Linked DNA regions of Homo sapiens: regions 1, 2, 4, 5 and 6 are each linked to region 3. The links are chromatin loops, found by intact Hi-C in ENCODE. Cell type or tissue: PC-9. All regions are shown on one strand. Region 1 overlaps EGFR (epidermal growth factor receptor). Region 2 has its middle 86 kb from the start of EGFR. Region 3 overlaps EGFR (epidermal growth factor receptor). Region 4 has its middle 120 kb from the start of SEC61G-DT. Region 5 has its middle 73 kb from the start of SEC61G-DT. Region 6 has its middle 52 kb from the start of EGFR.

Region 1 (4,000 bases), 120 kb after region 3:
CTCATTCCTCTGTATTTGAATAGTTGCAATGATGGAACAGCTGTCCCTGGAGGGAAATGAAAACAGTGATTCCCCAAATTGTGACAATAGAAATTTGCTCTTGGGTTACTTACAATGTATCTGAGTATTAAAAAATTTTCTTTTTAAACGTTTGAAGTAAAACTACCCAGAAACACTTAGTGGCTGACCAGAAACTAAACTCCTGGCATCCTCAAAATGGGATTTATTGGCTTATAAATGTCCTGTGTTGACTCACAAAGGCACAAACTATCTAGGTAAGTTTTCTTCTAAATGTTGATGGGAGAGCTGGCCACTGTTATGCAAGTTTCATTGTCCTGACTAAACTGCCAAAGAGATTACATAAAATTATATCAACTAGACAAAAGGAAAAAGGAAAAAAAACAGAGGTGTCTTGGGAGGAATCCATATGAGACCAGTAGACCATGAGAGAGACATCCCTTGCCATCTACAAGGAAAATGGATTTTGTTCTCCATATGCAAAACCATCTCAGGAGCTTGCGGAGACACCACTTGCTTACTAGCCAGAAAGAGCAGGTGCCTCCTAAATTCCCCACACAGGAGCTCACAGTGGCTTTCATGCACTGGGATTAAGTTAGACTTAAGAAAGCCTGTCTACTCTTCCTGGGATTTACAAGCCAGCTAGTAAATCCCAGAATAAATCACACGGCACAGTCATCCAAAGATCCCGTCATCCGTGCCGTTTGGAAAGCCCTGCTCCTGTGCCACCCTCTCCCCGTGGAGCCTCCCATGCCCAGGACTGCAGAGTCCTGCCATTCAGACTGCAACTCATCTCACATTCTTCCAAACTATTTGGACAACAGAGCTTTCTCATCACCTAATGCAGATTACAGTCTCACAGAATTGAGTGTTCAGGCAGACACTGATGTGGTTCTGTAGTACAGCAAACAATATCAGTTTACAGTCCTGAGGCCAGGCCTGGTGAACAACGCACGGTAGCGGTGGGGCAGGGTTCTCAGAATGAAACTGGCTTACACATGGCACTCTCTGACCACAACTGTATAAGCACCAAACTACACTTAGTTCCATCTATGAGGTAAAATTTAATGCAGATGAACATCAAAGAAAACGTCAAAGGCTCCTTTTTACAAGTACGTGGGCTACTTAATTTGGTCCAAGTCCATTTTAAAAAGCCCTAGGTGCTTTCACGGCTCTGCTACTGACAAGAAGCCCCAGTGCCTGTGAGCTGCTAATGGGAGGGAGAGGAAGATGAGCTGAGTGGGCCGGGCTATCCCGTCCACACCGGGAGACAGGGAAGGAGACTCCAAGCTGGTGGTGCCAGCACATTCCAGGCCACTCAGGCCTATTCCTAGGTGCCAGGTCACGAAAACCACGCTGACAGATCGTGCTGTGTGCGTGTCATAGCACACAAGCAGGACTGTGAGAGAGTGAAAGTGACACTGGGTGGAGCACTGAGGAAGGGCCACAGTGTGTTGGTGGAGATAGGCTGTCATGGAGAAGAGACCCTGGCTTGCTCTACATTGCTTCCAATGCAACTGCAAGGCAGGTCCCAGAGGGCTCCGGCCTTCGTCATCCAGGTTTGCTCCCTCCCCTCATGGCTTTCCCATCCTCAGATGAGGACTCGGCAGAGCCTACCCCTGCTGACTAACTGTGGCCCCAGGGTGGTGACTCAGCCCTGCACCTCCTGATCCCGTCTGCACTGGGCCAGAGAGGATGACTTACCCAGCACGTTCACATCACACAGCTTTGTGGATTCCTAGGTCCAAGGACCAGAGATTTCAGTTATGTGAGTTATTTTTTTTATTTGTTCTTGCGTATTCCACAAAGGGTCGCAGCTAAACTTAACCTAATGATCACTTTAGTATATCACTAAAAAGACAAAGCTCACAGTGCTGTTGAAGCACATTCATCATCTTTAGACATTTTGACTAGTTATTTCTTAAGCATTTACCTGCTAGTGTTAAGCATCACATGAAATACATATAGAAGTAAGACAAAATTTCTTATCTCCCCAAGTTTGCCAACAAATACAGAGCAGGAAGGGAAGCAGGTCAGAGCAGGAGGCGCAGCTATAGTGAGGCCACCATGCAAGGCACAGGGAGGGTGAGCTCCAAGTTTGAATGGAATGGGTCTGTCAGCCAAGCCCCCTGGCTCTGGGAAGATAGCAGTGAACAAGCCAGATGGCCCCTCACCCTCCAGAGCCGTGAGTCCTGCAGACCAAACAGCGTGACAGGTCCTTTCCCTGTCCAGGAGGCCTCTGTGGGTGAGAGTTGGCTGCGGACAGGGCGTGAAGGCACTTGAGGGTGGGGAAGTGACTCTGACTGGGAGATGCTGAGGACAGGGAGGAAACCACCAGATAAGGGACACTGGGGAGGAGGGGTGGACCCCTCAGGGCCAAGCACATGGAGCCTCATCACAAAGGCAAGATGGTGGCCAAATTCAAGGTCGCTGCAAAAGGAATGGAGAAGAGAGAATAGATTTGGCATTTGGAGGAAATGGTGACAATCATGAGCACCTACCCGGGACTCTCCATGGGTGCTATCTCTACATAAACTCATTCCACCCTCTGATTAATCCATTCTACATATGGGGAAACAAAGGCATGCGGTGTTTACGTCACTTGCCAAGATCTCAGGATTTGATCCAGGTGGCCTGGTTCCATGGTGCAGCCTCTCAGCCTGCATGGATGCCCCAGCTCAGAGCATGACTCTCAGGACAGGGGTCCCAGCAGCCCTCCCTCCCTGAGCAGCAGGGTGCCCGTGCTGCACCACTTCTGTCTAGGAATAGGACATTCTGACACTTTCCTGCCTCTTCCGAGGTCTAGCACTTACTCTATGCCTGCCTGGGAAGGTGGCAAGCTGGCCTGAGGAACAGACTCTTCCATTTTTTAGGGAGCTCAAGGCCACAGATGCTCTGAGATCTGGAGTCCAGAGACAGGAGCGGAGGCTTCTCCTGGTGACCACTCTGCTTAAAAACTTCATCAGATCCGTAGTTTCAGAGCCCCCCTGAACCCCATCCCTTACCTCTACCAGTTGCAGGTGGGTCTCTGGGGTGGGGCTGCCCTCCCCACCAGCACCCCAAGGGCTAAAAGGTTGAGGGGAGAACACCATCATTTGTACAGGGGGATCCTGGAAGATGAGGCCTGAGAAAGCCCTGCGGGGCCCCTCACCTTCTCCCTAGCTGTGGCCAAGAGTGTCTGGCCTTGCCTGCCTCAGGACCAGCCCAAAGTGGAGGTGAGAGGTGAGCCCCAGCCCCCAGGGGAAGGGTGATGGTGGTCTTGGTCTCAGCATGGTTCTGGTAGAGGTGGGTTATTTTGAAGATGATGAACCTTAAGCCTCTTTCTGATCTTGCTTTAAATAAATACTTCTGAACAACAGCAACAACAGAATAGTGTTGATAGGAAAGCCCTCCACTCCACCAGAACCACGCGGCCTTCTCGTCCTCCCCTCCTCCACTTCCTTCCTAAGTCACTGCTCCATGAGCTCTTCCACAGGAGATTTACAAAATAGAACACAAACAATCCAGTTCCCGCCTCTCACTCTGAACTCCTCCCAAGACTCGTGGGGTGCGGCAGCCCCTGGGAACACCCAGCCCTTCAAGGTCAAACACAGCCCCCGCCCCTCACTCTGGGGTACCCTGCCAGAATAAGCCCCGACAGCCATGTGGAGCAGAGCCTTCTTTTTTGTAAGTGGAAGTTCCAGGCTGGCTTTTCAAATCCCCTTTTAACCTCAGTGCTGTATTTCAAAATTCATTCCAGTTTTCCTGTAGTAATTAACAAAAATAAATATTTTAATTTCAATTAAAGTGAGGGTCTCGGAGAAGAAGCAGGAACTGAGTTTCCTGAGAGGCCCCGCTGAGGCTTTGTTGATATTTCTTCCTGCGACCTCTGCTCGGACCCTGGGAGCTCACAGGCCGTATCGCAGCTCTTATCTTTGGGGACCAGTTAAAGCATAACTGCGCCAGGCACAGAGTTGTCCTTTCAAATGTGCCGGCAGTGGGA
Region 2 (4,000 bases), 130 kb before region 3:
ATGCAAAAATCAGTAGCATTTCTATATTCCAAAAGTGAACATTCTGGAAAAGAAATCAAAAAAGTAACTCCATTTACAATAACCACAAATAAAATTAAATACCTAGGAATCAAAAAGAAGTGAAAGATTTCTACAATGAAACTATAAAATACTGATGAAAGAAATTGAAGAGGACACAAAAAAGTGTAAAAGTATTTCACGTTCATGGATTGGAAGAATCAACATTGTTAAAATGTCTATACTACTCAAAGCAATCTACAAATTCAATGCCATCCCTATAAAAATACCAGACATTCTTCACAGAAATAGAGCAATCTTAAAATTTACATAGAACCACAAAACATCCAGAATAGCCAAAGCAAAAAGAGGAAAACTGGAGGAATCACATCACCTGACTTCAAATTATACTACAAAGCTACAGTAACCAAAACAGCATGGTACTGGAATAAAAACAGAAGCATGAATCAATGGAACAGAACAGATAACCCAGAAACAAATCCACACATCTCAAGTGAACTCATTTTTGACAACGGTGCCAAGAACATACAATGGGGAAAGGACAGTCTCTTCAATACATGGTGCTGGGAAAACTGGATATCCAAATGCAGAAGAATGAAACTTGACTCATATCTCTAACCATATACAAAAAAATCAAATCAAAATGGATGAAAGACTTCAATCTAAGACCTCAAACTATGAAATTACTTCAAGAAAACATTGAAGAAATTCTCCAGGATATTGGCCTGGGCAAAAATTTCTTGAGTAATATCCTACAAGCACAGACAACTAAAGCGAAAATGAACAGATGGGATCACATCAAGTTTAAAAGCTTCTGCACAGCAAAGGAAATGTCAATAAAGTGAAGAGACAACCCACGGAAGGGGAGGAAATATTTGCAAACTACCCATCTGACAAGGAGTTTATAACCAGAATATATAAGGAGCTCAAACAACCCCATAGGGAAAAAATAATAATCTGATTTAAAAATAGGCAAAAGATCTGAACAGATATTCCTTAAAAGAAGACATGTAAATGGAAGCAGGCACATGAAAAGGAGATGAACATCATTGATCAACAGAGAAATGCAAATCAAAACCACAATGAGATATCATCTCACTCCAGTTAAAATGGCTTTAATCCAAAAGATGGGCAATAACAAATGCTCATGAGGATGTGGAAAAAGGGAATCCTCATACACTGTTGATGAGAATGTAAATTATTACAGTCACTGTGGAGAACAGTTTGGAGGTTCCTCAAAATACTCAAAATAGAGCCACCATATAACCCAGCAATCTCACTGCTTGGTATATACCCAAAAGAAAGGAAATCAGTGTATGGAAGAGATATCTGCACTTCCGTGTTCATTGCAGCACTGTTCACAATAGCTGAGATTTGAAAGCAACCTAAGTGTCCATCAACAGACAAATGGATAAAGAAAATATGGTACATATACGCAATGGGGTACTATGCAGACATAAAAAGAATGAGATCTTGTCATTTACAACGGCATAGGTGGAACTGGAGGTCATTATGTTAGGTGAAATAAGTCAGACTTGGAAAGTCAAATTTCGCATGTTCTCATTTATTTGTGGGTGCTAAATATCAAAGCAATTGAACTCATGCAGATAGAGAGTAGAAGGATGATTACCAGAGGCTAGGAAGGGTAGTGGGGGGGTGAAGGAGGGAAGTGAGGATGGTTAATAGGTACAAAACATACATATACATACATACATACATACATACATACATACATACATACATACATACATATATATATAATTAGAATGAATAAGACAGAATTTGATAGCTCAACAGGGTGACTATAGTCAATAATACTTTAATTGTACATTAAAAATTAACTTAGGTCAGCGCGAGGGAGCCCGGGTGGCCGCCATTACTGAGCCTGGCGCTGCGGCTGGCGCTGGGAGAGCGGGGAGGGACGGGGCCGCAGCTGGTGGCAGAGAGGGAGGGAGGGTGGGTGAGCAGGCTGCGGGGGCCGTGGGGCTCAGGGTTTCCGGGCGTGTGTGTCGGGGAGGGCGGAGGGAGGTGCCTGAAGGGACGCGCCGCTCGGTGAGCGCGCCGGGGGAGAGGCGAGCAGAGAGTGGAGGAGGAGGCGGCGGCGGGAGCGCTACCCAGGAATGTTGCTGCCGCAGCCACAGCCAGGGCCGCTGTGGTTGAGGAGGAGACAGAGGAGACCGACGTTGTTAGGAAAATGATCTCTATGATCTTGAAGATGTTTCTGCACAGAAATGAGGGAAATACAAAGAACCAAATACAGTTCTGAAACTTGGGATCTGTATTTTCAGATGATTTTATTTTCAGAATGAGAAGCATATCTGGTTTCATATCTACATTTATGAATGTAGAGGCATGAGAAGAGAGTTATGATGGCAAAAAACAAAGAGCCTTGTCCCCCATCCTATACTATCAGTGTAGTTGGACTCTCTGGGACTGAAAAAGACAAAGGTAACTGTGGAGTTGGAAAGTCTTGTTTGTGCAATAGATTTGCACGCTCAAAAGCAGATAAATATTATCCAGAGCATACTTCTGTGCTTAGCACCATTGACTTTGGAGGACGAGTCGTAAACAGTGATCACTTTTTGTACTACTGGGGTGACATAACACAAAATGGTGAAGTTGGAGTAGAATGCAAAATTCATGTCATTTAACAGTTCATTGATGACCAGACATTCTTGCCTCATCGGAGTATGAATTTGCAACCATATATAAAACGTGCAGCTGCATCTAGATTGCAGTCAGCAGAAAAACTAATGTACATTTGCACTGATCAACTAGGCTTAGAACAAGACTTTGAACAGAAGCAAATGCCTGAAGGGAAGCTCAATGTAGATGGATTTTTATTATGCATTGATGTAAGTCAGGGATGCAATAGGAAATTTGATGATCAACTTAAATTTGTGAATAACCTTTTTGTCCAGTTATCAAAATCAAAAATACCTGTAATAATAGCGGCAACTAAATGTGATGAATGCGTGGATCATTATCTTAGAGAAGTTCAGGCATTTGCTTCAAACAAAAAGAAGCTTCTTGTAGTGGAAACATCAGCAGGATTTAATGTCAACATTGAAACGTGTTTCACTGCACTGGTACAAATGTTGGATAAAACTCGTAGCAAGCCTAAAATTATTCCCTATTTGGATGCTTATAAAACACAGAGACAACTTGTCACAGCAACAGATAAGTTTGAAAACTTGTGCAGACCGTGAGAGATTATCATGCAACTTGGAAAACTGTTAGTAATAAATTTAAAAAATCATCCTGATTATGAAGAATACATCAACTTAGAGGGAACAAGAAAGGCCAGAAATACATTCTCAAAACATATACAACAACTTAAACAGGAACCTATAAGAAAAAGGAGAGAAGAGTATATAAATACTTTACCAAGAAGAGTTTTTAACACTCTTGCCAAGTCTAGAAGAGATTGAACATTTGAATTGGTCAGAAGCTTTGAAGTTAATGGAAAAGAGAATAGATTTCCAGTTATGTTTTGTGGTGCTAGAAAAAACACCTTGGGATGAAACTGACCATATAGACAAAATTAATGACAGGCAGATTCCATTTGACCTCCTGAGCACTTTAGAAGCTGAAAAAGTCTGTCAGAACCATGTACAACATCCAATATCCGAGAAGAGGAGGGTAGAAATGAAGGAAAAATTCAAAAAGACTTTGGAAAAAATTCAAGTCATTTCACCTGGACAGCCATGGGAGGAAGTTATGTGCTTTGTTATGGAGGATGAAGCCTTCAAGTATATCACTGAGGCTGATAGCAAAGAGGCATATGGTAGGCATCAGTGATAAATAGTTGAAAATCCAAAGAAAAGTTTCAAGAAATGCTTTTTGAGCATTCTGAACTTTTTTATGATTTAGATCTTAATGCAACACCTAGTTCAGATAAAATGAGTGAAATTCATACAGTTCTGAGTGAAGAACCTAGATATAAAGCTTTACAGAAACTTGCACCTGATAGGGACTCTCT
Region 3 (4,000 bases):
AGTACTCATTGCAATTTCACTTATCCAGAATTGGCTGTTGTTCTCAGAGCAGCTTGTGTTGCCTTGTTAAGGAGAATATGTTAGTATCCAGACATCCAGAAAGGATCCTTTACTGTTTCAGAGTCCATTTTCCCCACTTTTGAAATACACACACAAACACCCATTCATGCAAACCAAACAGAGATTGTAAAGTGATTCCACTGACATTTATGCACTTCTTTTTTCTCTTTGGTTCTTCAAACTCTCAGTCAGTGCGCATTTACTCTTAATTTAGATACGGTTTAAACCTAATTAGAAACCAGAAGCTCTTGTATTTCCACAAAGGATTATGACAGCCCCAAGAAAAGATAGTGAAACCATTATATAACAAGATAAAGGCTTCTTAACAATACAAGGATGGATTTTCTCATTGATCTTAGCCTTCTGAATTTTAGAAATTGCCATTTCAAAGTCTAAAACAAAGGAAAATCAGGGAATAAAAGAATGGTAAGTAGACACAAACCTACTGGCTCCATCATTTCTGTTTTAGCAAATAACCTGCCACATATACCAATAGCCCAAGAGATGGGCATGTCCCTGCATTTCCTGGTCAAGGTGACAACACTGCGTCCTCCTGGAAGAGGTCTGCCACTCACCATACCACAAACCAAATATAATAAAATCAGAAGGCACACTATAGTGAATTTTTTAGAGGCATGTATTGAAAAGCATCTCAAAAAGCATTCTCGAAGCTTCCAGAAGTCAACTCAAGTTATCTGAAAAGTGACACTTTTGATGATTGCTCGCTTAATACTGGGAGAGCCAGATGAAGATTCCTCCCCACTTCCTCAGATGTGCAACTCTGGAATTTCTTAGTGTTACTGGAGATTCCTGCTGCATTCTGGGCCTTTAATGCATAAACACTGAGATGTTCTAAGGAAATTACTCCCTAGGGAGGAGAGGGGTGGACGAGGAGTAAGCTTTGCTGGTGACTCATGCGCTGTGTGGAAACTCCCTGCACAAGTGAGCTGCGCAGGGTGAGTCTAAAGGGTTAATGCACTTTCAAAAGCCTCTAATTTGTTATTCCAGAAGAGTAATTTACTCACTAGAAGTATCTGGGTGGCTACTAACACATTTGTGTCTTTAAAAAGATCAGTTTTATTTTAAGATTAAAAATATAAAGCAAGAGCTGGAAAGTCACTAAAAACTGACAGCCAGTTTCCCATTTTCAAGAGTATTTATTAAAAGGTTCTGGTTGCAGAAGGAATAAGAAATGGCTTGAGATCATGACACAGTGAATCATGTTGTAAACATGTTAGCTATGGCTGTGAATTCAACCAGCGATGAGTTCAAGCGTCCCCAGAAGGTGTTGGGGGAATTAGGGACATGGCTGTGTTTCCCCAGAGAAAAGTGGCCATTTTACTTTCCCTCTTCACTAACATGCTTTTGACATGCATGGCAGAGCTGAAGGCAAGGGGAAGGGGACAACATAGTAAGTGACTAAGTGGCTTTTTTTTTTTTTTTTTTGCCAAGTGAAGCTGAGTCATATGGCCTCTGTCATTCCAAAACTATTCTCTACGGCTGCATTCCTTTCGCTCTTGCCTTCCTTTAGAACCCTGGAGAAGGCCTCCTGAAGCCTGGCCCTATTATGTATCCTGACAAAGATAAACTTTTCCAAAAAGCTGCATGTTGTTTCTAGCACAGTTTTTCCTCGCAGTGACTACGTGATGAAAGTACCATGCAGAGGAGGTGTCTGACTGAGGCGTTCGTGGTGTGTGACAGAGTCCCCTGCACAGGACAGCCGCACTCCCCTCTTGCGTCCTTTCCTCCCATGTTTGCAAAGCCTCTTTCCCTGTCAGCAGGGGGTGTTCTGGCAGTTGACATTTCTGAAAACTACAGCCTACATTTTTAAAAAATCCAGTAAGTGAAAACTAAAAAATTAATACCGTGGTCATAATAGTGTGGCATTTGATAACTAATGAGGCACTGTCGTGCCAGCTATTATTTTCAGACATTTACAGTCCTTTTTTAAATACAAAGAAATATTTGGTGTGAAATGTTCCCCGGGAGCTGGTGCAAGCAGAGGCGACAGGGCAAGGGAGCTTGGGTTGTAGCCTCGAATTCCTCCGGCCAGGGCTACCGTCAGCCTGCGGCACACAAGTAAATCAAATATAAAACCAAAATTTCTGTAAGCAAATCAGTTTCTAACTCACTGTAACGAATTATCTTTCGCACATCACAGAGGCATCTCTTTTCACTGTCGAGTTTGGTTTGCTTGGTTACAAAAAGGGCAGTTCAAAAGCTTTGGTTGCTATTGTGAAAGTCAGCTGAATTCCTTCCACCGTGCTGGGGTGGGGTGGGGTTCACGCAGGTTCTCTTTTGTCACCAGGGGTGCTGTGGATTCACAAGTAAGCAAGAGGCTCCTCAGGTCAAGCCTCTGGCTGCTCCCTGAGGTCAGCTGCCTAGCTTCTCCTCCTCTGAGATAGACGGGAACAAAGTCTTTGATGTGTGCATTTCTCAAGCTTGACAATGATACAGCTACATAAAAACCCATGATTTCATATAGATATTCCAAAACGTAAAAGTAAACCATGCATCCACAGAGACATGGAATTACAGAACTGGATGCTGAGCTGGTCACTTGGGAGGCAGGCGTCCTTGCCATTGGTTTATGCCTCAGCCCCACCATGCAGTGGCTGGCCAGGTGACCTAGGCCAGTCCTGCATCCTCGGCTCCTCACCTGCCTGGTGGGACAGTGACATCTCTCCTGCAGCACTGCTGTCAGGGTGAGGGAGGTAGGGCGCAGTTTCAGAAAACCATTGGGCTGCACCTGCGTGAGCACAGCTGCAGGAGCAAAAGTCAGAAAGGTCAGCAAAGGATTTCAGGAGCAAAGGTCAGAAGAAACCCTCAAGGTGGTTGTGTCTGCAGGAAAGTGCTGTCGTCTCCTGCAATGCTTTCAAGACTATTCAGAAGCACAGTGTGAAGGGAGAGCCGGAGCCCATGGGGAAATGACTCCAGAGTGTTCCACGTGTTGGAAGGCATCTGTTGGAAAACGGACATTCAAGCAAATAGTTGCCTGCATAGACAACGCAGAATGACTGGGAAAGCCCCAACAAGTTACCTACTGGTAAATGAGGTGAGAAGCTTAAAGTGAGAACCCCATTGCTGCCTCTTTTTCACTTTAAAAACATTTAAGTTTTGAATTATGGTAAAATACACGTAAGATTTACTACTGTAACCATTTTTAAGTGTACGGTTCAGTAGTGTTAAGTATATTCACATTGCTAAGGAACCAATCTGCTACTTTTGTTTATTAATTTTTTCCTGAGGGGAAATATTTTTAAATTTTAAAATATTTAATTGACAAATAAAAATTGTGTATATTCAAGGTGTAGAACATGATTTCATATGCACGTACATTGTATACTCATTACCACAATCAAAGAAATTAACACATCCAACCCACCCATAGTTGCCATTGTGTGTGCGCGGATGTGCGTGTATGTGTGTGTATGTGTGCACGTGTGCGCCTGTGTGTGTCTGTGTGTCTCTGTGTATACGTGTGTGTACATGTGTGTACGTGTGTGTTCCTGTGTATGTGTGTCTGCGCACGTGTGTATGCATGTATATGGGTATGTGTGTACGTGTGTACGTGTGTGTGCATGTGTGTATATGTGTGTCTGTGGGCACAGGTGTGCCTGTGTGTATGTGTATATGTGTATGTGTGTACATGTATGTACGCGTGTGCATACGTGTGTGTGTGTGCACAGGTGTGTATGTGTGTGCCTGTGTGTGTGTGTGCATGTGTGGTGGGGACACTAAAAATCTCTCATCACCTTTTTAGTCAAAAGAACAGTTGTTTTGGTTTGGCTCTTCTGTTTTAAAATATCAGAACAATAATAATTTCCCACAGACAAAATCCTCAATCCTCACCATCCTTCTATTTCCTATATTCATCATAAACTTCATGCTTGATGTTGAAATTGTTTTCTGAAAATAGAGAATACAAAGAGGAGATTTT
Region 4 (4,000 bases), 190 kb before region 3:
TATTAATAAATGAAATTGTTATTAATTAAACCTAATTGCATCTTTGAATCTGAAGTGCATTTCCTGTAGTGAACATAAAGGTGGATTTTGCTATAATCTGAATGTTTTTGTCCCCCCACGAATTCTTATGTTGAAATCCTAACTCCCAAGGTGGTAGTATTAGTAATTGGGGTCTTTTGGAGGTGATTATGTTACATGGGTAAAGCCATCATAAATGGGATTAGTACTCTTTTATAAAGAGGCTGAAGAAAGACTCCTTCTCCCTTCCATCACATGAGGTTATGATGAGAAGACAGCTGTCTATAAAGAAGCAAGCCATCACCAGACACTCTATCTCCTGGCAGCTTCATCCTGGACTATCAAGCCTCCAAAATTGTGAGAAATTTCTGTTGTTTATAAGCCACCCAGTCTATGGTATTTTGTAATAGTATCCCATATGAACTAAGACAGATCTTTCTATATCTGGACTGTCAATCTATGCTTTTGATCAGCATAATTAATCCTTTCACATTTATTTTTATTATTGATAAAACTGTATTTATATCTTACATTTTATCTTTCTTTTTTCTATATTTCTCGTGTCATTTTTATTCTACTTTTTCTCATTTATCGCTTTTTTGCATTAAGTAAATATTTTTCTAGTGTGACTTTTATTTCCTTTAATGAACTTATGCAACTTTTAGTTCCTTTTTATTATATATTTAATTATTTTATGTATGCTGGGCTTACCACATACATCTTAACTTGTCAGAATATCCTTGGGATTTATACTAACTTTATTCTTGTGAGATACAGAAATGATATTTTCTATTTCACAGTGATAAGACATTGTCATTATGCCCTCTACCTTTTCATTTTTATTTTACCTTTTCCTTTCCCTTTACCCCTTTGCCTTTTTTACCTTAGTTCTTTTAGCACATTTTTGTTGTTGTTGTTGTTGTTGTTGAGATGGAGTCTTGCTCTGTTGCCCAGGCTGGAGTGAAGTGGCATGATCTCGGCTCACTGCAACCTCTGCCTCCTGGGTTCAAGCAATTCTCCTGCCTCAGCCTCCCAAGTAGCTGGGATTACAGGTATGTGCCACCACGCCTGGCTAATATTTTTGTATTTTTAGTAGAGATGGGGTTTCACCATTTTGGCCAGACTGATCTCAAACTCCTGACCTTATGATCCGCCTGCCTTGGCCTCCCAAAGTACTGGGATTACAGGCACGAGCCACCATGCCCAGCCCCTTTGAGCACATTTATAATAGCTTCTTTGAGGTCTTTGTCTGCTAAATTTTAAAACAGAACTCTCTCAAAGGCAGTTGGTGTTGCCTGCTTTTTTTCTTGTATATAGATTGATTTCCTTTTTTGCTTTTGCAAATCTTGTGATTTTTTGTTAAAAATATCATTTTAGATACACTATTGTAGCAACAGTGAATAGTCACACACACACACACACACACACACACACACACGCCCCAGTAGAGTTGTTGTTTTTTTTTTTATGTGTTTAGTGACCTTGTTGAACTATTTAAGAAAGTCTATATTTTTGTACTGTGCAATTTCTCAGTCACTCTTCAGAGGATGTGGCCTTGGCCATGTGCATAGTCACCAGGGATAATGGTGAATTTAGCAGGGCTGTTTTTGACTTTCTCCTTCCCAGTCATTCTGTTAAGCTGTCTGCTTGTCTCAGTATTATATCTAGCTATTATTATAGCTTCCATCAATTGCTAGCTGATTATTCCATTGTTTTTGATGATGCCCTTGGGCCTAAATTGCTTCCTATCTTTGAGGCCACTGTTGAGGTTTGTTCCAACCACAGGAGGGCTCTTTTTAGCTGTCTGTTTCCTGGTTTTCTCTGCCAAAGTTCCACCTTGTTTGTAGTGCAGCTTGCTCCTGTCATGGAACTACCAGCCCTCTCTTAATTACTTACAATCACTGCTTACCTCCACTGTTTCCCAGAAAGCCCTTAGGCTCGAATTTCCCTTACTTTCTGTTCCAAATAAAGTCAGTTCCTTAAGTGGAGCTTTCGAGCTTTCTCCTCTTAGGACCAACGTATCTAGTTGGGCAAAACCGTTGTGTCGCTGCTCTGGAGGTAGGGACCAGGATAGTGGCTTACTTCTCTGAGTGGCACCCCTGCTTCGCAAGCAGGGCACTGGATTGAGGCAGCAGCCTCTGGTCTTCTCAACTTGCCTCCTTTTGTGAGGAACCTTTGGCTTTCTAAGCTACAGGTGAGGGCAGTTAGGGCCCCAGTATTCTTGGCCTGCCATACCTGGGGTATGAGTGGGAGCTGGGTGGAGAAAGGAAGCCCCAGACCTCTCATTGTTCTTGCCTCAAACAGAGTCTCTGTAGCACTGAGCTGGTAGCTTGCCCTTCTCATAGAGATACTTCTCATGGAGATACTTAAGGGACTGACTTTATTTGGAACAGTCATACAAGGCCTATGTTCTTGGCCGATGGGAAAGAGCTTTGATCTTGCCTGCATCTATGCAGAGTAGAGCTGTCATTTTGCTGAGCTGGATGGGGAAAGAAAGAACAGGAAGTAGCTCAAATTTCACTGTTCTTAGCAAAATTTGGTAGATTTTCTTAAATAAATGTTTCTTTTTATGCTGTATGCCCATAGAACAAGTTCCAAAGATTTAAAATGTTTGGGTTTCTTTTCTCAGTTTCACCAATTAGGTTGTTTCACTAGGGAGAGGGTACATGTAGGTTATTATGCCAAAATTCTGGAAATTGTCTACCAGTATCATATAATTTTAAACTAAGAATTTCAAAATTAAAGAAGCATATTAATTGCTCTCAATTATAAAACACATATGCAATAATAATTTTGGAGGATTGTATTAAAAATCACAACACTTAGTGCTCTATGACAATGTTCATTCTGCTCATGAATCTGCAATTTGGCAGAACTTCTGCCAAAGAGACTGTTCACTCTTGCTTTATTCCATGTCGACTAGGGTTACTCAAAAGTTAGAACTGAAATAACTTAAGGGCTCACTCATTCATATTTTTGGTGGGTTATACTTGGAAAATTCAAACCGCTGCAGGTTATAGTAGCTAGGGCTTCTTGGATATCGCTATCTTTATGTGGCCTCCCCATGTGGTCTCTCTAGCATGCTTCAGGGTAGCTGATCTTTTATATGTCACCTAAGGGCTTCCAAGGCATGTGTCCTCAGAGACAGGAAAAAGAGGAAACTCTGACTTTTTATGACCTAGCCTTGGAAGTCATAAAGTGTCATTTCTGCTCAAGTCCCAGGCCCACTAGATTCACCCATTTGCCCATTTATCTTGGCATTTCTATTTATAGAGATGAGTAAGCATGATACTCAGAAAAATAAAGAAATTTACCCAAATTATAGACCTAATAAATGAGAGAACAATGATTGAATAACTCTGTCTGGTAATATTCAATAAATGCTATTAAGATACTTGGTCACAACTTTTATATAAAAACAAATTTACACCCTGCGAGCGAGAAACAAAAATTCCTTCTAGGAGATACCAGGAGATAGACAAATCATAGTACGGACAACTCACACATTTCAACAATGTTATGTGATGTGTACACCCCGCTAGTAGAAATGCAATGTTTCAAGGGAGGCTAAGAGATGGAGCAATTTACTCTTCCTTGGGGGTGAGAGGGACTGCCCGGCTGAGAGGTAACATTTGAGCAGAACCTTAGAGGATCTTCAGCGATAGATAGTCTGTAGTTGAGGAAGAGAGGTCAGAGCCCAGGCCCAGAGAGCACAGGGCCACGGAACTGACATGGGGGGTGTGGAGATTCAGGGAAGGCTGGGCACTAAAGCATAACTGTGGGATATGGTGAAGCCCAGGTGTTGGGGGAGGTGGGGTCAGGAGATGAGGCTGGAAATAGGTTAGGCCTTGCTTGTGAATGACTTTGAATGACATACTTAGAAGTTGCTCTTTAACTTATGACTAATCAAGAGCCACAGCAGTTTATAAGTAGAGAAGTGATACAGTAAATTCCACATTTAGAAAGACCACTTCAGTGATTA
Region 5 (4,000 bases), 230 kb before region 3:
GAATCAAGAAAGTTTGGTGTATACATTCAGTGGAATACTATTCAGCCTTAGAAAAGAAGGACATTCCGCAACATGTGAAAACATGGATGAACTTTGAGGACATTATGCTAAGTCAGTCACAGAAAGGTAAATACTGCATGATTTCACTTACATAAGGAATCTAAAACTGTCAATTTCATAAAAGCAGAGAGTAGAATGGTGTTTGCTAGGGGCTGGAGGGAGAGGAGAAGGGGAAGTTACAGTCCAATGGATATAAAATTGCAGTTTTGTGAAATCAATAAGTTATAGAGATCTGATGTACAGCGTCATGCCTACAGTTAACAATACTGTATTGTACACTTGAAATCTGTTAAGAAGGTAAATCTCATGTTAAGTGTTCTTATCACAAATGAAAAATAAAGGGGAATGAGGAAGACCTTTTCAAAAGTCTGGAATGAGGATAAAATGAGACTATGAATGGGAAAATACTGTGTAAACTGTAAAACTTTACACAAATGTTAATTCATAAAGCAGCCAGGACCATCTTTTTAAATCTAATAATCAGGTTGTCTCATTCGTAAGCTTAAAACTCTTCAAACATAATATTTTGCAATAATAAAAGGCTCTCTCTAGCCTCATCTGTCTTTCATCACCACACACACACATGCATGCACACACATGCATGCACACACACACGTACACATACATGCACACGGGTATTTCAGCAGTTTAGCCTCCCTTCCATTCTTGTAATATTTCAAGTCCCTTCTATCCCCGAGTCTTTCTTATCCTTCAGCTCTTAGATCAAACACAACCTCTACAGAGACCTTTCCAGACCATCCTATCTGAATAACCTTCTCCCACCCCTTGCCTACTCATTCATCATCTTGTTTATTACTACCTAATGCCACACTTTGAAATCATCTTGCTCAATTTTTTTTGTTTGTTTTCTTATTCATCATCGCTCCTGGCTCCGTGGGTTCAGGGTGTGGCCTGTCTCTCTTCTGTCCCCAGTATCAGAGCAGAATCTGGTACATGGTAGACACTCAGTACCTGCGTGTAAAAATTGAATGAGGATGTTAAGTGTTCCCACCACAAAAATGACAACTATGTGAGATAATGCAAGCTAGATTTAGCCATTCCACAATGTATATATACAGTAGTCCCTACTTATCCATTCCAAGAGGATACATTCCAAGACCCTCAGTAAATGCCTGAAACCATGCATAGTACCAAACCCTACATATACTTGCGAAAGGAAAACCAAAACTTAGGAACCTAATTTCACTCTGCTAAAAGAAAATATTAAGCTGAAAGCTGAGTCATGCAAGAAGCTGCTTTTCCTTTTATTCCCAAGCAGAGTAGTACAGATAAAAGGTTAAACATCTCCACAGGTAGCTACTGTACCCTCACCTTATCTTAAGTGAAGCGCCGATTTACTGAGAGCTAGAAGAACACATAATAGGCTATTCCCCTACCTGCTCCTTTTCTCTTGCAACACATGGATTCAGTCATGTAACCACAACTTCCCTCTTTCCCCTTTAAATACCAAAGCCCTCAGAATCGTCTTTGGAGCAAGGCACAGACCTCCCTTGCGGGCATTTCCTTAACCTTGGCAAAATTAACTTCTGAATTGATGGAGACCTTTCTCAGATACTTTTTGGTTTACACACTATACTTGGCAGTCAGTCTGATCACCAAGACAGCTAAGTGACTAATGGGCAGGTAGTGTATAACAGCCCAGGTACGCCGGACAAAGGGATGATTCACATCCTGGGTGTGATGGACGGGACAGTATGATATTTCATCACACTACTGAGAATGGCACACAATTTAAAACTGATTCTTAATTTCTGGAATTTTCCATCTAACACTTTTGGACCATGGTTGACCACAAGTAACTGAGACCGCAGAAAGGAAACTGCAGATAAGGGAAGACTACTGTACTTCAGAACATCATGTTGTTCATAATAAATACAAACAATTTTTCTGTCAACTAAAAAATAAATAAAAATAAAATGTTTACTACCATAAAAAGAAAATGTGATATACACATATAATGGAATATTATTCAGCCTTTACACGGAAGGAAATTCTAACACATTTCTGCAACATGGGTAAACCTTGAAGACATTAGGCTGAATTAAGTGCACCATTTGATTCAATACATATTCTTTTAAAAAATCTATTCCACGTCCTCTAAAATATACCATACAACTTTCAAACACTGAAAAAATACACAAAAAATATAAAGTAGAAAAGGTGTTAGGAGTTATCTTAGTGAGTATTTTTACAAAACAGTAGTTAAAAGATTATAGCAGATGGAAATAAAGTAAACAAAATAGCATTAAAGCATTTAAACATCATTAAAAAGATTAAATCATTGTTGGTTTTAAAATACACCTATCCTCTTTCTCTTTTCATAATATGTACCTCAAAAATACAATAAAATACTAGTAGAAATTATCTCTAGAAGTTGATATCACAGAAATTATTTTTGCCTTGAGTTTTTTGCGATGATAATGTATTACTCTTAAAATCAGAGAAGCTGTAATGCCATTTCAAACAAAGTAGAAAAGCCTCCCCATTCCCTGCCCCACCACTTCCCTCTTGCAATGCGGTTTTTCAATAGAAGCGCAGAGTAGAGGAAGGTGATCCTAAGGATTCTCCTCCTAAGAGGGCCAGGACTGCACCTCGCTGGCCTGGGGTTCACACAGGACTGGTCCTGGAGCCCTGCCTGCTCCATCTGGGGGAGGAAGCCCAGGACTGGGCTGCAGGTTTGTGAATAGGGGCACCGAGGCGTGCAGCGACGCTGAGTGACTCTTCCATAATGCAGGGCTGAGTGGGCAGCAGGCCAGACGTGGGTCAGGGAGCGTTCATCCCGAACCGTGTCCAGCCCTGGCCTCGCCGGCCCAAGTCGCCCGCCCTGTGCAGCCAGGGGACGGCGACGAGGCTGAAGTGCCGCTTGTTTCCGAGCCTGGATGAGTAATGACGCGTTTCTTTTCCAGAAGCAACGTAAATCTGGCTTGAGGCTGGCACAACACAGCAGGAGCAGTGCAGGCTGGTGGCCAGGCGCCCGGCCCTGCGGCTGCCGAATCTTCGCGAAGCCTGCATCCGAGGCGCGCACTGGTTCCAGGCCCTGCGGCCATGCGAGGGAAGCCGCAGCGGTGGCCGCAGCGGTGGCGGCTCCTAGAGCGGTGCGGGCTGGTGCTGGCGGCAGGTGGGATGGAGGGGGGTGGGCTCTTCATGTCTCTCAACCCCTGATTAGAATCCGTGTCGATTTCTGGACACGCGGGCCGAGAGGAGCTGAGATCCGGCCGGCATTTCTCAGCCATGAGTTCTTTTTTGTTTGTTTGTCTTTGTTTGTGTTTGTTTTGAGACGGAGTCTTGCTCTGTCCCCAGGCTGGAGTGCAATGGCGCGATCTCGGCTCAGTGCAACCTTCGCCTCCCGGGTTCAAGCGATTCTCCTGCCTCAGCCTCCTGAGTAGCTGGGATTACAGGCGCCTGCCACCACGCCCAGCTAATTTTTGTATTTTTAGTTGAGATGGGGTTTCGCTATGTTGGCCAGGCTGGTCTCGAACTCCTGACCTCGTGATCCGCCTGCCTCGGCCTCCCAAAGTGCTGGGACTACAGGCATGAGTAACCGCGCTTGGCAACCATGGGTTCAAAGCAGGCGCAGGGAAGCTTCCGGAGGGTGCCTGGACGGCAGCTAAATGGTTGGGGCCTGGCTCCTGGCTGACCCTGTCTCATCCCGGGTGGCCGGCTCCCACCCGTTTCTACAGGGCCGGCCTCCTGCCCTAGGATTCTGACTCTGCAGGCTTCCTAGCCCAGGATTCCTTTTTTTTTTTTTTTTTTTTTTTGAGACAGAGTCTCACTCTGTCGCCCAGGCTGGAGCGCAGTGGTGCGATCTCGGCTCACCGGTTTCACCGTGTTAACCAGGATGGTCTTGGTCTCCCGACCTCGTGATCCGCCCACCTCGGCCTCCCAAAGTGCTGGGATTACAGGCTTGAACCGCCGCGCC
Region 6 (4,000 bases), 99 kb before region 3:
GGACTTACTGACTCCTTTGTAACTAATAGAATGAAACATAGTGATGATATCTAACTTCAGAGACCAGTTTATAAAGGACACTGTGATTTTCTCATCTCTCCCTTTCTTGGATTATAGTCAACCCTCTATATCTGTGGGTTCCTCATCCATGGATTTCATTGACTCCACATTGAAAATATTCAAAATAAATAAATAACAATGCAACAACAAAAATAATACAAATAAAACATACAGTATAACAACTATTTACATAGTGCTTACATAGTATTTGGTATTATAAATAACCTAGAGATAATTTAAAGTGTATGGAGGAGAAAGGTATATGTGTGTAGGTTATATGCGAATACTATGCCATTTTATATCAGGAACTTGAGCATCTGTGGATTTTGATATCTGCAAAGGATACTGAAACCAATACCCCACAAATACTGAAGGATGACTATACTCACCTTGAAGTAAACAAACAGCTTTACGGTAAAATATATATCACATAAGATTTGCCATTTTAACTATTTTTAAGTGTAAAATTCAGTGGCATTAATTACATCTCCACTGTCTCATTCCAAAATTCTTTCCATACCCCAAGCAGAAACTCTGTACCCATTAATCTGTTACCGATTTTAAACAATAAAAGTTTTCATTTTCTTTCATTATCTCATTGGACATAAGATATAGTCAGCAATAACTTAGTTAAAGCCTTTTCTTATATTTAAATGTAATTATAGGATACTTTTCTTGGGAAGGGAGGAATGACAATTGATTCTAACCACAGTCTAATGACTTTAACTGTTCTGGAGCTAAGTTTACCTGTCTTTAGAAGGTTTGGAACCATGGTATTAACTACATCCTCTATTTCATGAACAGCTTCCTTGGGCACAATAGTTATGTTCTACCCATTGAGATAGATACAAAACAGGGTGAGATGTGTTCAGGAAAATAAGCTTGTTATTAATACTTTTAATATAACAAATACTGTTATGGTCCAGACACCAAACTGAGCAATTTACAACGTTTACCTCATTTAATCCTCATGACACCCCTATGACATGGTTACTATTTCTATGTGCATTATTCAGAATAAGCCTGTGACATCTCAGCAATGTCACTGAGCCACACACTCACCCTCCTTTAGGTAACACCTTCACTACCTAAGGCAGGTGAAAAAGGAATCATAACCATGAGAGCTAGGTCAGGGGACAGAGTGGAATCAAGACACTAGGGTCACCCTTGTGAGAAGAGCATATAAACTATCATGCTAGGATGCTTTGACATCTGACTTGAGTTTTCTTTGTGTTGGGCACGCATCGCATAGTGTGGTGTTAAGTACGTGGGTTGACTCTGAAATAAAGCCATCTGGGTTTACATGAGAGCTATGGAATTTATTAAGTCTTAGAATTTACTAAAGCTTTTACTTACGAAGGCAAGTTAACAAACCTGTGTAAGTCTCTATTCTGAATAATGCACATAGAAATAGTAACCATGTCATAGGGGTGTCATGAGGATTAAATGAGGTAAACCTCGTAAATTGCTCAGCTTGGTGTCTGGACCATAACAGCAGTTGTTATATTAAAAGTATTAAATTAAAATGAAACATCAATAAATGTCAGTAAGTGAAGGTTTATGTGCTGCTTTTGAGATTCATAAACATGGCTGAAAAGAGAAGGGGTTTAATGAACAAGACTGTTCAAAATGTCAAGTTTACAGATTATCAAAACTGTTTCTTTAAATAGTGTTTGGATGTCAAGTTTTGGAATGGAGCAAATTAAATATTCCTTTCACAGTCTTTCTCTTCCAATTCTAAGATGCCAAGTTTCAGACAAGTGCCTGAATTCCAAGTGACATTCCAACATAGCCCTGTTATAAAGTGCCTTTATGCTCATTCTTCTATAACCTTGATTTAGTCCATTTGTTTTTTGGAGGAGGAGGGTTTCACCTTCAATAGCTACGTGCGAAGTCTAGAGACACATTCAAGTTTATGAGAAGTTTGTACTTTGCATTGTTTATGATTATTCTGACTCAAGCTGAATGGCCCATTTCTCTGTATTGCGACAGCCCGGGCAATTGCACACCTGAGCATGTCCTTGGAATGCGTGAGACACAAACATTCCAAACTGTAGGGATGCCAACTATTCCAACTATGTATCCAGAGTTCCCCACACGTATCTTAGCAAACAAGAACAAAACAACTCGATCCCATTGCTTGAACATGTTGGGCCACCTCATGTTCTCAGGCCACCATCCTCCACCTCAGGTCACGTGGTGAACATCCATAAGTAAGGATTATTCAGACTGAAGGCTAACAAGGAAATAAATAAATGACCCAGGATAAGCCATGGTATCTAGTTCAGGGTTTTTTTAGAGACAGTGGATAGAGCAGTCATTGGGTCTACTTATGACCAGGTCAATGATTTCCCGAAGTCTAAATACATCCAACAGATGTGACACAGTAGACTGCCATGGTCTTGGTAGCCAAGGAATTTGCTCCCAAGTGGAAGAGAAGGGAGCAGTGGTGGTTCTTGATATCCTGTGGGCATTCTCAGCCCAGAAAAGGGAGGCTCTTATGAACCTTCTGAGGAATAATACATTCTTTTAAACACAGAAGAATCTAGCAGAAGCTTATACAGGGAGAGGACTGCAAGTGTGAACCAAGACCTAGCACCTGGCAGGCCAGTCAAATAACCTGGCCATACTTGGTGGTGGGGAGAAAGGAAGCCGGCCCAGTGTTCCTACAAGCACTGCCCAGCTCGATTCCCAGGCCTGTGGCAAAGCACCACATGCGGTCTTCATTTCACTCTGGAAGCTGTCAGTACAGCCCAGGTGTTTCTGCTGCAGGCTCGAAAGGGCTGAAACTGCCGGTGGCCATTTGGGGTTGGGGTTGAGAGACAGGGACTGACAATTGCAAAGCCTTGAAATACAACCGCTACTAATCACAAGGAATGAAAGTATTGCCATGTTGACTATGCAACATTTAGTAACAATAGTACATTTTAAAATTAGTGTTTGCTTAATTGTTGCTCAATTACATTGATGCTGCTATCCCCAAATGCCAAACTATTTCCACTTTTCTGTTGCAGAAAAAAGAACATCACCTCTATAGTTATAACCTTGACATAGAAAATAAGTATATATTTTGTTTTTGTATTTATGCTAACTTTGAATATGTTTTATGTTGCATAAACTCCACAGTTATTATTTTAAGTTCTGCATTTTAAAATTTATTTCCATTTTTATCTTATGGTAGAATATTAAGGTTGATGCCAATAATTTGCTATTATATGTAAATACACAATGATCATCTTCTTACTTTTAGATAAAGTCACAGTAGTAGGATCCTGATCAAAGGTATTTTTACTTGTCAGTATGTTTTTCTGTCAGTTTTCACAGGACAGATGCTGCAAACGTGGCTTCAGTAACACTGCATTCATTACGTCAGGTATGTCACAGGGGGACACCTCCTTCACTGCTGACACCTCATTAATCGTAAAAGGTATCTTATCAGTCTTCTAAATATAATTTCATTCACACATCACAATGTTAATCATCATTTGATGTTTGCATATTAAAAATATTTCCTACTATGCAAATTTTCTGTACTTAAACTTGAAGCTCTCATTCAATTCTCATTGGTTTGAATAACAAATACATTTTCCTGTATAAGCCAAAAATATTTTCCAAGTTATTTGTTTTTCCTTTTGATAGGTATTTTTCATATATGTTTAATGATTTGTATAGTCTCATGACTGGGAGTCACTGGGAGATCTTACCTCTTGCAGCACCCACGCTCCCATACTTGACACAGTCCTAAAACTAATGACAGCATCATCTCACTTACACGCGGGATGTAGCAAGGGTGGATTCACGTGCATGGAGAGCAGAACGGAGGTGACCAGAGGCTGCAGGGAGAGGCTGGGGAGGTGTTGGTCAAAAGATACAAATTTCAGTTAGACACGGGGAGTAAGGTCAGGAGATCCATTGTACAACATGATGACTATAGTTCCCA

What was found. Hi-C counts contacts between places; a loop is a spot of excess contacts. Peaks named below come from ENCODE experiments on the same cell type or tissue, not always from the same donor. Only the 100,000 strongest peaks of a DNase experiment are listed, where the experiment ranks them.
Region 1: a loop joins it to region 3, with 5 times the contacts of the local background. A loop is called at or near these places in 5 of 110 quality-filtered maps.
Region 2: a loop joins it to region 3, with 7 times the contacts of the local background. A loop is called at or near these places in 2 of 110 quality-filtered maps.
Region 4: it touches region 3 in a loop (9-fold over the local background); 4 of 110 quality-filtered maps call a loop at or near these places.
Region 5: a loop joins it to region 3, with 7 times the contacts of the local background. A loop is called at or near these places in 4 of 110 quality-filtered maps.
Region 6: it touches region 3 in a loop (6-fold over the local background); 4 of 110 quality-filtered maps call a loop at or near these places.

The regions. Positions count from the first base shown.
Region 1 is chr7:55,184,764-55,188,763 of GRCh38, forward strand. All of the region lies in intron 20 of EGFR (epidermal growth factor receptor), which reads left to right. The region is part of intron 1 of EGFR-AS1 (EGFR antisense RNA 1); the gene reads right to left. Among named protein-coding and RNA genes, the nearest start is that of EGFR-AS1, 2.2 kb to the right of the region's middle. RefSeq lists an enhancer at 838-1,611. In PC-9, no CTCF peak of the experiment used is centred here; DNase peaks (open chromatin) are centred at 899 and 1,658; H3K27ac peaks cover 2,232 bases.
Region 2 is chr7:54,931,315-54,935,314 of GRCh38, forward strand. It overlaps the pseudogene LOC643168. Among named protein-coding and RNA genes, the nearest start is that of EGFR, 86 kb to the right of the region's middle. In PC-9, no CTCF peak of the experiment used is centred here; a DNase peak (open chromatin) is centred at 2,067; H3K4me3 peaks cover 1,800 bases.
Region 3 is chr7:55,064,343-55,068,342 of GRCh38, forward strand. The region is part of intron 1 of EGFR (epidermal growth factor receptor); the gene reads left to right. Among named protein-coding and RNA genes, the nearest start is that of EGFR, 47 kb to the left of the region's middle. RefSeq lists an enhancer at 2,570-3,146. In PC-9, a CTCF peak has its summit at 2,373; DNase peaks (open chromatin) are centred at 929, 1,519 and 2,319; H3K4me3 peaks cover 2,618 bases; H3K27ac peaks cover 3,327 bases.
Region 4 is chr7:54,876,058-54,880,057 of GRCh38, forward strand. No RefSeq gene overlaps it. Among named protein-coding and RNA genes, the nearest start is that of SEC61G-DT, 120 kb to the left of the region's middle. In PC-9, CTCF peaks have their summits at 1,817 and 2,019; a DNase peak (open chromatin) is centred at 1,834.
Region 5 is chr7:54,830,270-54,834,269 of GRCh38, forward strand. No RefSeq gene overlaps it. Among named protein-coding and RNA genes, the nearest start is that of SEC61G-DT, 73 kb to the left of the region's middle. RefSeq lists an enhancer at 548-1,747. In PC-9, a CTCF peak has its summit at 1,502; DNase peaks (open chromatin) are centred at 942 and 1,652; H3K4me3 peaks cover 2,185 bases; H3K27ac peaks cover 3,616 bases.
Region 6 is chr7:54,965,454-54,969,453 of GRCh38, forward strand. No RefSeq gene overlaps it. Among named protein-coding and RNA genes, the nearest start is that of EGFR, 52 kb to the right of the region's middle. In PC-9, no CTCF peak of the experiment used is centred here; DNase peaks (open chromatin) are centred at 2,148 and 3,972; H3K4me3 peaks cover 1,477 bases; H3K27ac peaks cover 3,516 bases.